Regions from separate parts of the Homo sapiens genome. Here region 1 is linked to region 2. Evidence: read pairs that join two places in POLR2A ChIA-PET (ENCODE). Cell type or tissue: PC-9. All regions are shown on one strand. Each heading gives the region's core, and the rest is flanking DNA. Links, peaks and the distances in the headings are about the cores only.

Region 1 (5,379 bases), core at 187-5,186, 220 kb before region 2:
GGGGTTTCACCGTGTTAGCTAGGACAGTCTCGATCTCCTGACCTCGTGATCCACCCACCTCGGCCTCCCAAAGTGCTGAGATTACAGGTGCGAGCCACCACGCCCGGCCGTTGACTTAATTTTTGAATAAACAAAACATCAACAGGGTTTAAAAGCCAAACTATATATAAAAAGTCTACTCAAAGAAGTCCCATCCCATCCCCATTCCCCGCTATGAGTAACAATTCCATTAGGTCCTGGTTTCTCCTTCCTGAGTTTCTTTCTGAAAAATAAGTGGATTCAAACACTTCTATCTTTTTCCCCCTTATTTTAGCAGAAGCACATTTTGGCCTCAGAATCTCAATTAGTGGTTGTTAATTCACAGGCTGGTGACTTAAAATCTTCATGATCTAGATGCTCCTCCTACCCAAAGTGCTTTGGATGCTGCTCAGATTCCATTGCAACCCGCTCCCTCTGCTCTGCTGACACTCTTCACCCTGCTGAGTCCGCTGGCTGCTTTCTCTCTTATCATATTATGGATCCAGGTTTTTCTTTCTAGACTTTCCTCATAACTCTTTTTCTTCTTCAATCATTTACACATTTGAAAACTGCTCTAAAAGAGGAAAGGGATCTGTTTATCTTAATGGAATAAATGTATTCTATTAGAGTCCGGTTGCAAAATGAATTTCTGTGATGCGACATTCACACATTCGTTCACTTTCCAGTGAAGTTCATTCCAGCCCACCAGGGGAAAAGTGGTCATAGGAGATAATGATAACACATTTAAAAGTACTGCCGATATTTTTAAGATCACATGTTCATGAGGGAAGTGAGGTATTTTCAATAAAACACTGCCAATAAAACATAAAATGTTAACAATTATACCTCACCACACTTTAAAAAATGTCACAAAATACAAATACCAAGAATGAGAGTACAACACTGTCACAGTTCTGGCAGGCTGGCCTGTTAACTCACACACAATTCCCAAGTACAGACAAACATTCCTGGGGTTCTGGCAATGGAGGCCCGTTTCTTCTCACCAGACTCAAACAAGCTTTGCATTATCTCTTCTTCCCAATGCCTTGCTGTGCTTCTGTATCATTTGAACTCATCAAGCTTCTTTCTAAACACCACCCACACCAGTAACACCTGCACTGGGTACTGGGGTCCCTGAATATGTGATTAGAAAGCAGTCTTCTGCAGCAAGCACCTTTGCCCACTAACTCATATAATGAACATTTCTTGAGCAGCTACAAAGAAGCAGGCTATATGAGCTGACACTTAACAGTGCTCAGAGTAAGTATTATTAGCCATTATTCTAGGCCAGACAAAGTCACTGGCTAATATCCAACAACCACCAGCAAACTACCAGATTCTACAATATATTCTATTTATTTTACTGAAAGCTGTTGTTCTCATTAGATGCCATTAGCATATCAAAAAATAATAGCTGAGTCTGACCATTTTAACAAGAGACAATGAGATGATCCATATTTCTCCTGGGAGAAGAGCAGAAAGCACAGGACCCTACAGGTTTTCATGGCAATATTCCTAAGGGAGAACATGTGACAGGATGTGATTTTTCTGATATTTCAAATCATTTTAAGAAAAAACAAAAATACAGTGCTTTGTTTGTTAGAAGACCTTTAACACACTGCATAAACTGCGAAAATACCTTTACCTCCCCGGGTTAGAGTCTAAACCCTGGGACTGTAGGATTCTAAGGACACTGACGCACCTCTAAACTGCCTGGTTTATTTAAAACTGCATGAAGTATGATGCCATCAAGAACCCTCACCAGAAGCCTCGGGAGTCTTTCATTAAAACACTACAAAACTTGAGCCCAATTCTCTCCAGCTCTTTCCCCTCTGCCCCTGGTGTTCCAAATTTCTGAGGGAAGCTCTCCCATGGCTTTTAGGTGCCACTCCATCACTGTAGCACGAGAGCAGTGCGCCAGCACCTGCCAGCTAGAGGCTCTACGTGCCAGCTCTCCATGTGCTCCCCAACAGTCCCAGGTGTCCACTGACAGGCCTGGGTCTCTGCTCTTCAGAAGGCAGGCAGCCCTTTCCCTGGCATAGCCTGTGGTGGCCAGCACCCTGCTGGACAGGCACACAGGCCACGGGTTCCCCAGGACCCATGCAGGGTGGGTACTTCCCCACAGGGCACCCTTCTTCCCTCTTCCTGCTCTGGATTCTGGTGTTGTGATGAGGAAGAATCACCCTTAGCCTGCAGGGTTCAGATTAAGGCAAGAGTCACACCAGTCTCACGATGGTGCAGCCAACACAGGGGCTAGGAAACACTGAGCTCCGCCCAGTGGGATCCAGAGAGGCTTCCTGGAGGAGGCAATGGCTAGGCTGAGTCTTAAAGGGGACACTGGTCAGGACAAGGTAGAGAGAACACATTTAATACAAGGTCCCAGAAGTACACAGAGATACCTGAAGGTGTACCAAGTGCACCCCAAGGCAGAAGCAGGTCCATTCTGCTGGTGGGAGCATGTGAGGTGGGGCCAGGGGAGCTGCAGGCAGACAGCCAGAAGGGGCTAGGACACCCAGGACCGTGAAGGACAGACCATAAGGATGGGGACCATCCTTCTGAGCAGGGAACTGGCAGGCTGTTTTGTGTGGTAATGAGAAATATGGACTTATTGAAGCTGTGGGACTAAAGGCAAGGAGACCACAAAGGTCCAGGTAACAGATGACGGGGCAGTATGGATGGAGAGGAGAAACAGTTCATAAATATTTAGGAAGTACGGGAATTGATTGAATACAAGGAAAGGGAGAGGAAGGAGCCCAGCAGACCATGAGTCTTCTGCTGTGGTAGTGAAAGTGGACCATTCATTGCATATTTCCCGGGGAAGATGATGGTTTCTACAGAGCACCTGCAGCCTCAGGTGATGAGGAGCCCTCCAGACAGAGCTGCCCTGATGAGTGCCATCCCAAGGCTACATGGTACACATCCTGACGGGCTCAGCTGCTTGTGCCCTCTCCCTGCCCAGACGTTGGCCAGCTCCATCTAATCTGGCCTGTGCTCTCCACACTGGCACGTGCAATGTTCTCCTCCTAAATTAATGGCTCCAATCTTATTCCTAAGGCATCTTTCAGGTTCTACTTTACCATGAACACTTTTAACTGGTCCTGAGAGCAGGAACACAGCTGTAAGGAAACACTTTTTAGACACCTGGTGTTACACCTAGAGTAAGTGGTAAGGCACACAGAGGAGCTGAATTCCATGAGCAGCCTTGAGAAGGACAGTCCTGAGGCGTCATGAGTTCCTGGGACGGCACTTCATAAGTGACATGGAAGCAGACTGTCTGGAGGGGACCCGACATGGCCCGGGATCCAGAGTAATTACAGCAGTGAGCTGGGTTCTGCGGGGCAGGGGCCATCTCCATTTCTGAAAGGAAATCTTCCCGCCCTTTCAAAAGACAAATCACAGCTTCAACAATGGAGGCAAGGGTAGAGATGTGAAGCCAGCCTGCCTCAGGTTTAAATCCCGCTTCTACCACTTAACAAGCTGTGTGGCCTTGAGCAAGCTACATACTCTCTGAGGCCCAGGTTCCCAGTGGTACAGAGGGAATACCTGCATCTACTTACTAGACCTGTGTGTGACTAGAGATAAAGCCCCTGGTGGAGTGCCTGGTACATAAGCACTCAAACAAAGGGAGCCATGGCTGGTCCCTCCATGCAGGTGGAAGAGAATGTCAAGGCCACAGACCTCTGGGAGAAGCCATCCTGCCTGCTCAGTGGTGATGCCTAGCAGGTGCTGCAGAGGCCACAGAAGCTGCAGAAGTTCTTATCACGGCACTCCAGCCAGCCCCAGCCCTGTGGATTAAGTTCCTTTGGCTGACCAACCTGAACCAACCTTAGCTGAACTGGCATCTCACATTCTGAATCAACAGCCATAGGGAAGGACAGGAAACTCATGCACTTGGAGTATTTCTGACCTCAGACAATGAAGTCTTCCCTCCTCAGCTCTTACTCTGCCAAAAACACTGGTGATATTGGTGAGGCGTGCACTGAATAATGGACTTGAAAGAATGAACAAATAAAGCAAGGCTGGGAGAGAGAGCTTCGGGAGAAAGAGGGGGAAAAAAAGACAAACCTTCTACTCACTGCACTTGAACAACCACCAGGTCTCATTCAGGCAACGCAAAAAGAGCAAATAGGCCTGCGGTCTTTTCCCAGCTCCAGCACTATCACTATTTCTCATCTAGAGAGATGATGCGCATGGCCTCCACTTATTCTTTGAATATCTGAAAACACTTTGCAAACCAGGATGTTTGATGTGATGGGGAATGCCTACTGGAAACATACAAGTGTTCACATGACAGTGGATATTTACGACCAGCCGTGTTCAAGGAAGTAGCAAAAGCAGCTGTCCCAGGACTGTAGATATCCTGCACAGTGCTGACAGAAGGTAGAGAGACAGTAGCCCCTGTCAAAAAAGTACACTCCTGTGTTGAGATGCTGAAACTTGCGTAAGCACAACTTGCCTTAGGCCACAACAGAGGAGAATTGCGGTGAGAAACGAGGGAAATCAGCAGTGTCCCTGCCTCAGCAGACCACAGCCCAGGGAAGGAGCAGCAGGGCAGGGTCCTCAACTGTTACTCGCCTGGAGAACATCCTGTTTTGCCCCTTGGTTCTAAAAGATAGGGATGAAAACCAGGGCTCTCCAGGGAAGCAAGGTGCAGGAGCTGAGACCAGTCCAGGAGAGAGGAAGCCTGTGAGTTCAGTGCTCCTGGCAGCTCAGGCAAGGAAGGTTCTATGCCTGGAGCCTGTGGATCCCTCATGCCAGGAAGAAAGAGTGCAAGGAATCCAGCTTCTAACCTAAGATTCTAAACAGTGTTTCTCAAAGGTGGGCCTTAAACCATCCATGTAGGCATAGGTGTGCTCATCTAAATGCAGATTCTTGAGCCCGAGCCTAGACTAGGACTCTGCGGTGGAAATCTTTTTACCGAGCACTTCAGGTGATTACGAGGTATACAAAGTTGCCCCAAATAGGATCTCTTCATCTTGGCACTTAAAAAAAAATAGAGCAGAGTTTCACAATGTTGCTCAGGCTAGACTCAAACACCTGTGCTTAAGCAATCCTCCCATGTCAGCCTCCCGAGAAGCTGGGTCTATAGGCTGGCCCCATGGTACCTGGCACTGTCAACATTTTGTGCTAATTCCTTGCTGTGAGGGGCTGTCCTGGGCACTGTAGGGTGGAGAGCTGCATCCCAGGCCCTTACCTAGTAGATAGATGCCAACAGTATCCTTCCCTCAGTCATGACAACCAAATATGTCTCCAGATGTTGCCAAATGGCCCTTGAAGGGCAAAAGCACCCCTGGTTGAGAGCCACCACACCCTAAGGGGAAGACATAAGAGAGATAAGAGTCTTTAGAAACAAATTTCTGA
Region 2 (5,379 bases), core at 158-5,157:
CACAGTATCTGGCACATGACAGGCACTCCAGCATCGCTGAGTGCACAGGTTAACAAAAAGCATAAAGTACCTACTAGGCTCCTTCCCCTGCTCTGGTTATTGCATGGGTTCCGCCTAGAGGACTTAACTGAAATGTAAAGAATTGTTGAGAAGAAGGAAACTCCAGGTTTTTGTTTTTGGTTTTGTTTTTTTTTTTTGAGACGGAGTCTCGCTCTGTTGCCCAGGCTGGAGTGCAGTGGCGCCATCTCGGCTCACTGCAAGCTCCGCCTCCCAGGTTCACGCCATTCTCCTGCCTCAGCCTCCCAAGTAGCTGGGACTACAGGCACCCGCCACCATGACCGGCTAACTCAGTCACTGCAGGCAAGTTCAGCTCCGAGGTCTTCCACTCATCCACCGAAATGGACAGAGGATTCCTCTTCTCGCGGTTTCAGAGTCCCTTTGTTAGGGGCGGCTCTGGAATTCTATGTAGAAGGGAACTGACGGGTAGCAACCTAGGAAACTCATTAAAGCTGCATTGCAATAGCAAACGCAATATATTTATTTAGCTTGTGTGATCTAAACTTTTAAAAATATCAATCTTTCCAATTCACACTTCCCATAAAAATTGAAGAACGTATATTTTAAGGTGGTTTAAAGGGGCTGTTGGGGATTATTAGGAGTAAAAGGCATTGCACAGAGGCCATCTCAGAGCGCCATCGCCAAGATTGGGTGGTCTCCGGACGCAGGCACAACCTGGAGATAAAGAGGCTCGCGCTTGGTACCCGCCCCTTTGCGAAGGGCAGGTGACACCTAGGCTGCGGGCGGGCGGGGGACCCAATTTCGCATGCGCGGGGCGGTGTTGGGGGGCGGGGCGAGCGGCTGCCTCGCGGATTCGCGCGGGTGGTGAGAGTGGCCAGCGAGGGCAGCGTTCGCCGCCCCTCAGGCCCCGTCCCGGCGCCGCAGCCGCCTGCGTTTCGGTTTGTGAGCAGGCCCGGCCGGGCCAGGAGCGAGAGCGAGACTCTGGAGCGGTCGCCGCCGCAGTCGCCCGGGCCGGGAAAGGCGGGCGATGCCCCCAACCGCCGCTCGGGCCATGTCCGAGGGGCGCGCGTGTTGTCGCCGCCGGGGCGCCGTGCCCGCCTGTCGTCCCCCGGGCCCAGCCGCTCGTCCGAGGCCCGCGAGGAGCTGCGCCGCCACCTCGTGGGCCTCATCGAGCGCAGCCGGGTGGTGATCTTCAGCAAGAGCTACTGTCCCCATAGTACTCGGGTAGGCGCGGCCCTCGCCGGTTCCACCGCGCGCGACCGGGCCCGCCACGCGGACGCCACCCGGGGCAGGGCGGGTCCGGGCCGGGGCGCCCGCGGGTCCCGGGCTGCGGCGGTGAGGTCAGCCGTCCGTCCTCTCCTCTCCCCGGTCGTCCCCTGAGGTGGGCTTGTGATAGTTTATCAAAACAGAAACTCTCCTAATTGCGTGACCTCGACCCGGGTTAGGACCCTGTGCAGAGCCTCAGTTCCCCCGTTTGTGAAACGAAGGTACGGGAAGGTTGTTAGGACGACTGAGGTAATTTCAGCTTCATGCACACTGCCTTAACTTTTCGGGGCGGACTAGGAATCCGGCATTATTTCTAAGGACAAATGTATTCTGTGTTTAAGAATACTTCACTTAGAAACGAGCCTTTGGGTGATAACCTACGTGTAAGGTACAGACTTTCAACGTTTAGGAATTTACTTCATTTTACAGAAAGTTGAAAAATGATACGTGGAAGACAGTATGCAAAAGCATAAACTATTGGGTTGAGTTCATGAAATTATAGGCTGTGTTTTTCAAATATATTTGAAGTTTACATTGATGTGTATAGTTTCTTAAAACATATATTATGCATATATATTTTTAAGAATAATAAAGTGACACTAGTACTGTAGAAGCTTCCTTGGCTGTCTCCTCCCTCCCTCAGGGTTAACCACTATGCAAAATTTCCTTTTTTTTTTTTTACATTTTTACCAAATATATATATTATTCATCAATATTTGGTTCCTTTTGGCCTGTTTTGGGACTTGATATAAATAGAACCATACATACATAGGTATTCTTCTGCAGTTTTCTTCCTCAACAGTTATGTTTCAGAGATTCATGCATGTTAGTATCTGTAGCTGGGGTTCATTAATTTTCGTTGCTGACTATTCCCTGGGATGAATCGTACCGGAGTTTATCATTCTGCTGTTTTTGGTATTTTGGTCTTAAAAAACAGTACAGCTATATGTTTATTCTTGCACGTAACTCCCAGCGCATTTATAAAAGACTTAACTCTAGAATAGGTATCTTGAAGCTGAGTTGCTGGGTCATAAAGGATGCATGATTTCTACCTTAGCAAGGTAATGCCCAACTGAGTTTCCAAGTAGTGATACCAATTTACTCTGCTCCTAGTTTGGAACAATTCATCTTGCTCTACATCCTTGCTAACAGTTGATATTTTTAATTTTTGCCATTCTGGCAGTTTTGAAATGGCATTCCATTATGGTTTGATTTTGCATTTCCCAAATGAAGTCCAGTGTGTTCATGCATCATTTGAGCTTCCTCTTCTGTGAAATTATATAGCGTGTTTTTCATTTTTTTCAGGCCTTTTGCCTATTTTCCTATGCAGTGGTTTTTAGTTGTTTGTACTGACTTATTCTTTATATATTTAGGATGCTTATTCTTTGGTTATGTATACAGTAAGTGCTCACTCAACATTGTTGATAGGTTCTTGGAAACCAACCTTAAGCCAAATGGCATGTAACAAAACCAGTTTTATTGTAGGCTAATCGATAGAAATAAGAGTTAAGTTCCTATGGCATATTTCTGACCACAAAAAGAAATCACCAGACTTTTAAATAAAGACCCAAAACATGTCTAATATTAAACATTGAAATAAACGTGAGCTATACATACATTTAAGAGAGATTAGTGAGAACAAGGAAGAAAATTATTTACCCAATTTCTGGTGAGTCAGGAGAGGTTGGGTTCTAATGGTGGTGGGTGAAATAAAAAAATGTTTGCAAAGCAGAATTTTAAGGAGCACCTCGTGCCACTGGGCAGTTCAAAAACAAAATCAGAGTCCCTTTGTTAGGGGCGGAGGGTGCACTGCATTCGTTATTGTTTGCATCTATATGATTATTGTCTACTTGATGAAGTTTTATTTGGCAATAATTTATATTTGCTTATTCATTCCTTTTCCAACCCACTTACTCCATTTCAGGGTTGCAAGTGGCCAGAGCCTATCTTGACAGCTCAGGGTGTTAGGCGGGATCCAAACCTGGCTGGGACACCATCCCATTGCAGGTGCACTTGCACACACACCCACACTCTCTGTGACTGGGAAAATGTAGATACACCAATTAGCCTAACATGGACATCTTTGGGATGTGGGAGGAAACCGGAGTACCTGGAGAAAACATGAAGAGAAGGTGCAAACTCCACTTGACAGTGGCTCTGGCTGGAAATAGTTTTTTAAATCACTGTTGTAATGAAATAATGTTATTTGAGGACCTGCTGCTGTAGAAAATCGGTCAGATTTAGCTTCCTTTTTCACTCTTTTTATGGGATTGATATGGTTTGGATCTGTGTCCCCACCCAAATACTGAAATGTAATCCCTAATGCTGGAGGTGAGGCCTGGTGGGAGATGAATGGATCATGGGGGTGGATTTCTCATGAATGGTTTAGTATCATGCCATTGGTACTGTCCTCATGATAGTGAATTCTCATGAGATCTGGTCATTTAAAAGTGTGTAGCATCTCCCCACCCCACTGTCTTGCTCCTGCCCTGGCCATGTGAAGTGCTGGCTCCCCCTTTGCCTTTTGCCATCATTGTAAGTTTCCTGAGGCCTCCCAGAAGCCAGGGAGATGCCAGTATCATGCTTCCTGTAGAGTCTACAGAACCGTGAGCCAATTAAACCTCTTTTCTTTATATATTACCCAGTCTCATATTTCTTTATAGCAATGGGAGAACAGACTAATACAAGGATCTATTCATTAACTGAAGTTTGTAAATTTAATGTATTTGCTTCTATCGTTCTTTTCCTTTTATGGCTTGCTTTTGGTGTCTTTTTTAAGAAATCTGTTTCTATTCAGAGATCATAAAGATATTCTCCTGTTTTAGCTCCTGAAAATTGAATAGTATGCTTTTCATACCTACATTCTTGACGTCTACTTGGGATTGATATTAGTAATAGGAGTGGGGATTCAGTTTGTTTTCTTCTTTGTGACTTCTCAGGTGTTCCTGTTTCCTTTTTTGGAGACCCCATCCTTTCCACACTAGTTCGTATGCTCACTCATCATTGATCAGGTTCTCATGTATGTGTTGGACTATTTCTGGGGTCTGTTTTCTATCTATATTTCTTAAGAGTTGTCCTTTGTAGTTTGCATAAACACCAAGAGATCAGAACTGTCTGTCTACTGCTGTATTACTGGGGCCTAGACAATAGTGTCAGGCACATAATGTAGGGTGAATTATCTTAAATAATGTTAGTCAAATCTTTCCTGATACAGAAAAATCTTAGGACAAATGATCCTCTATTCTGTATGTGTTAACATTTTCAGTAATGTGGCCACCATTTTGAGTCCCATGACATATTTGGACAACTCTGATTATTGGAATTTTTTTAAGTGAAGCAAAATCTGCCTCTCTGAAATATTTATTCATTCTTGGAGGTGAGCATTGCTCCAGTGGGCAGAATTAAGAACCTTGCTTCTGCTTGGAAGGCAGATCTTCCCGTACTTTCGCCAAGTGTTTTTCTTGCTTGACTGAGTAGCCTGCTTTCTTACATGTCCGTCTTTACATGTGGCCGCTCACTAACTTGGTTGTACAGTTTTCTTTTTGCCCATGAACCTCTTAAATGTATCCCCCAAAATTAGACACCATATTCCACATATGTTCTTATCCTTGCAGAGTCAAGGAGAGAGATTTGTTTCTTCATTGGGCTGCTAATGGCATTCAATAAGTGTTATTGGGTGCTTAGTGTTGCAGAGACACAGAAATGAATAAGCCTTGGTCTTGCCTCCCATACGCTCATAGTCTAATTGAGCTGTAATCAACCAGCTTGTTTGTGTAGAAAGAAGTGCGTAAGAAAAACAAGAGTTGTGGGAATAAGAGATAAAACAGTGGCTTCTGTGGAGGATCAGAACAGTCTAAGAAAATGCCATGTAAGCTGGTCCTTGAGAGTCTGTAGGTAAGAAAGAGCATCTAGTTAAGAAACTAGTATCAGCAAAGATAGATAACGATAAAAGGAAAATAGTATGGCTGAGCACAAAGTATATGCAAGGGAATCAGGAAGATTCATTGGAAAATGGCTGGAAGTTTAGTTTCAAAGGTGATTTAGGGAGGTCTTTTTTTTTTTTCTGAGATGGGGTCTTGCTCTGTTGCCCAGGCT

Evidence for each region. Peaks named below come from ENCODE experiments on the same cell type or tissue, not always from the same donor. Only the 100,000 strongest peaks of a DNase experiment are listed, where the experiment ranks them.
Region 1: POLR2A ChIA-PET joins it to region 2 with 24 read pairs; 2 of 35 experiments call an interaction of 5 or more read pairs at or near these places.

Annotation. Positions count from the first base shown.
Region 1 is chr3:126,872,004-126,877,382 of GRCh38, reverse strand. The region is part of intron 5 of CHCHD6 (coiled-coil-helix-coiled-coil-helix domain containing 6); the gene reads right to left. Among named protein-coding and RNA genes, the nearest start is that of PLXNA1, 110 kb to the left of the region's middle. In PC-9, for the core only: no CTCF peak of the experiment used is centred there; no DNase peak of the experiment used is centred there.
Region 2 is chr3:126,650,611-126,655,989 of GRCh38, reverse strand. TXNRD3 (thioredoxin reductase 3) reads left to right here and starts at 866. Exons shown (of 16, transcript NM_052883.3): 1 at 866-1,242. The coding sequence starts at 1,000. In PC-9, for the core only: no CTCF peak of the experiment used is centred there; a DNase peak (open chromatin) is centred at 859; H3K4me3 peaks cover 1,936 bases.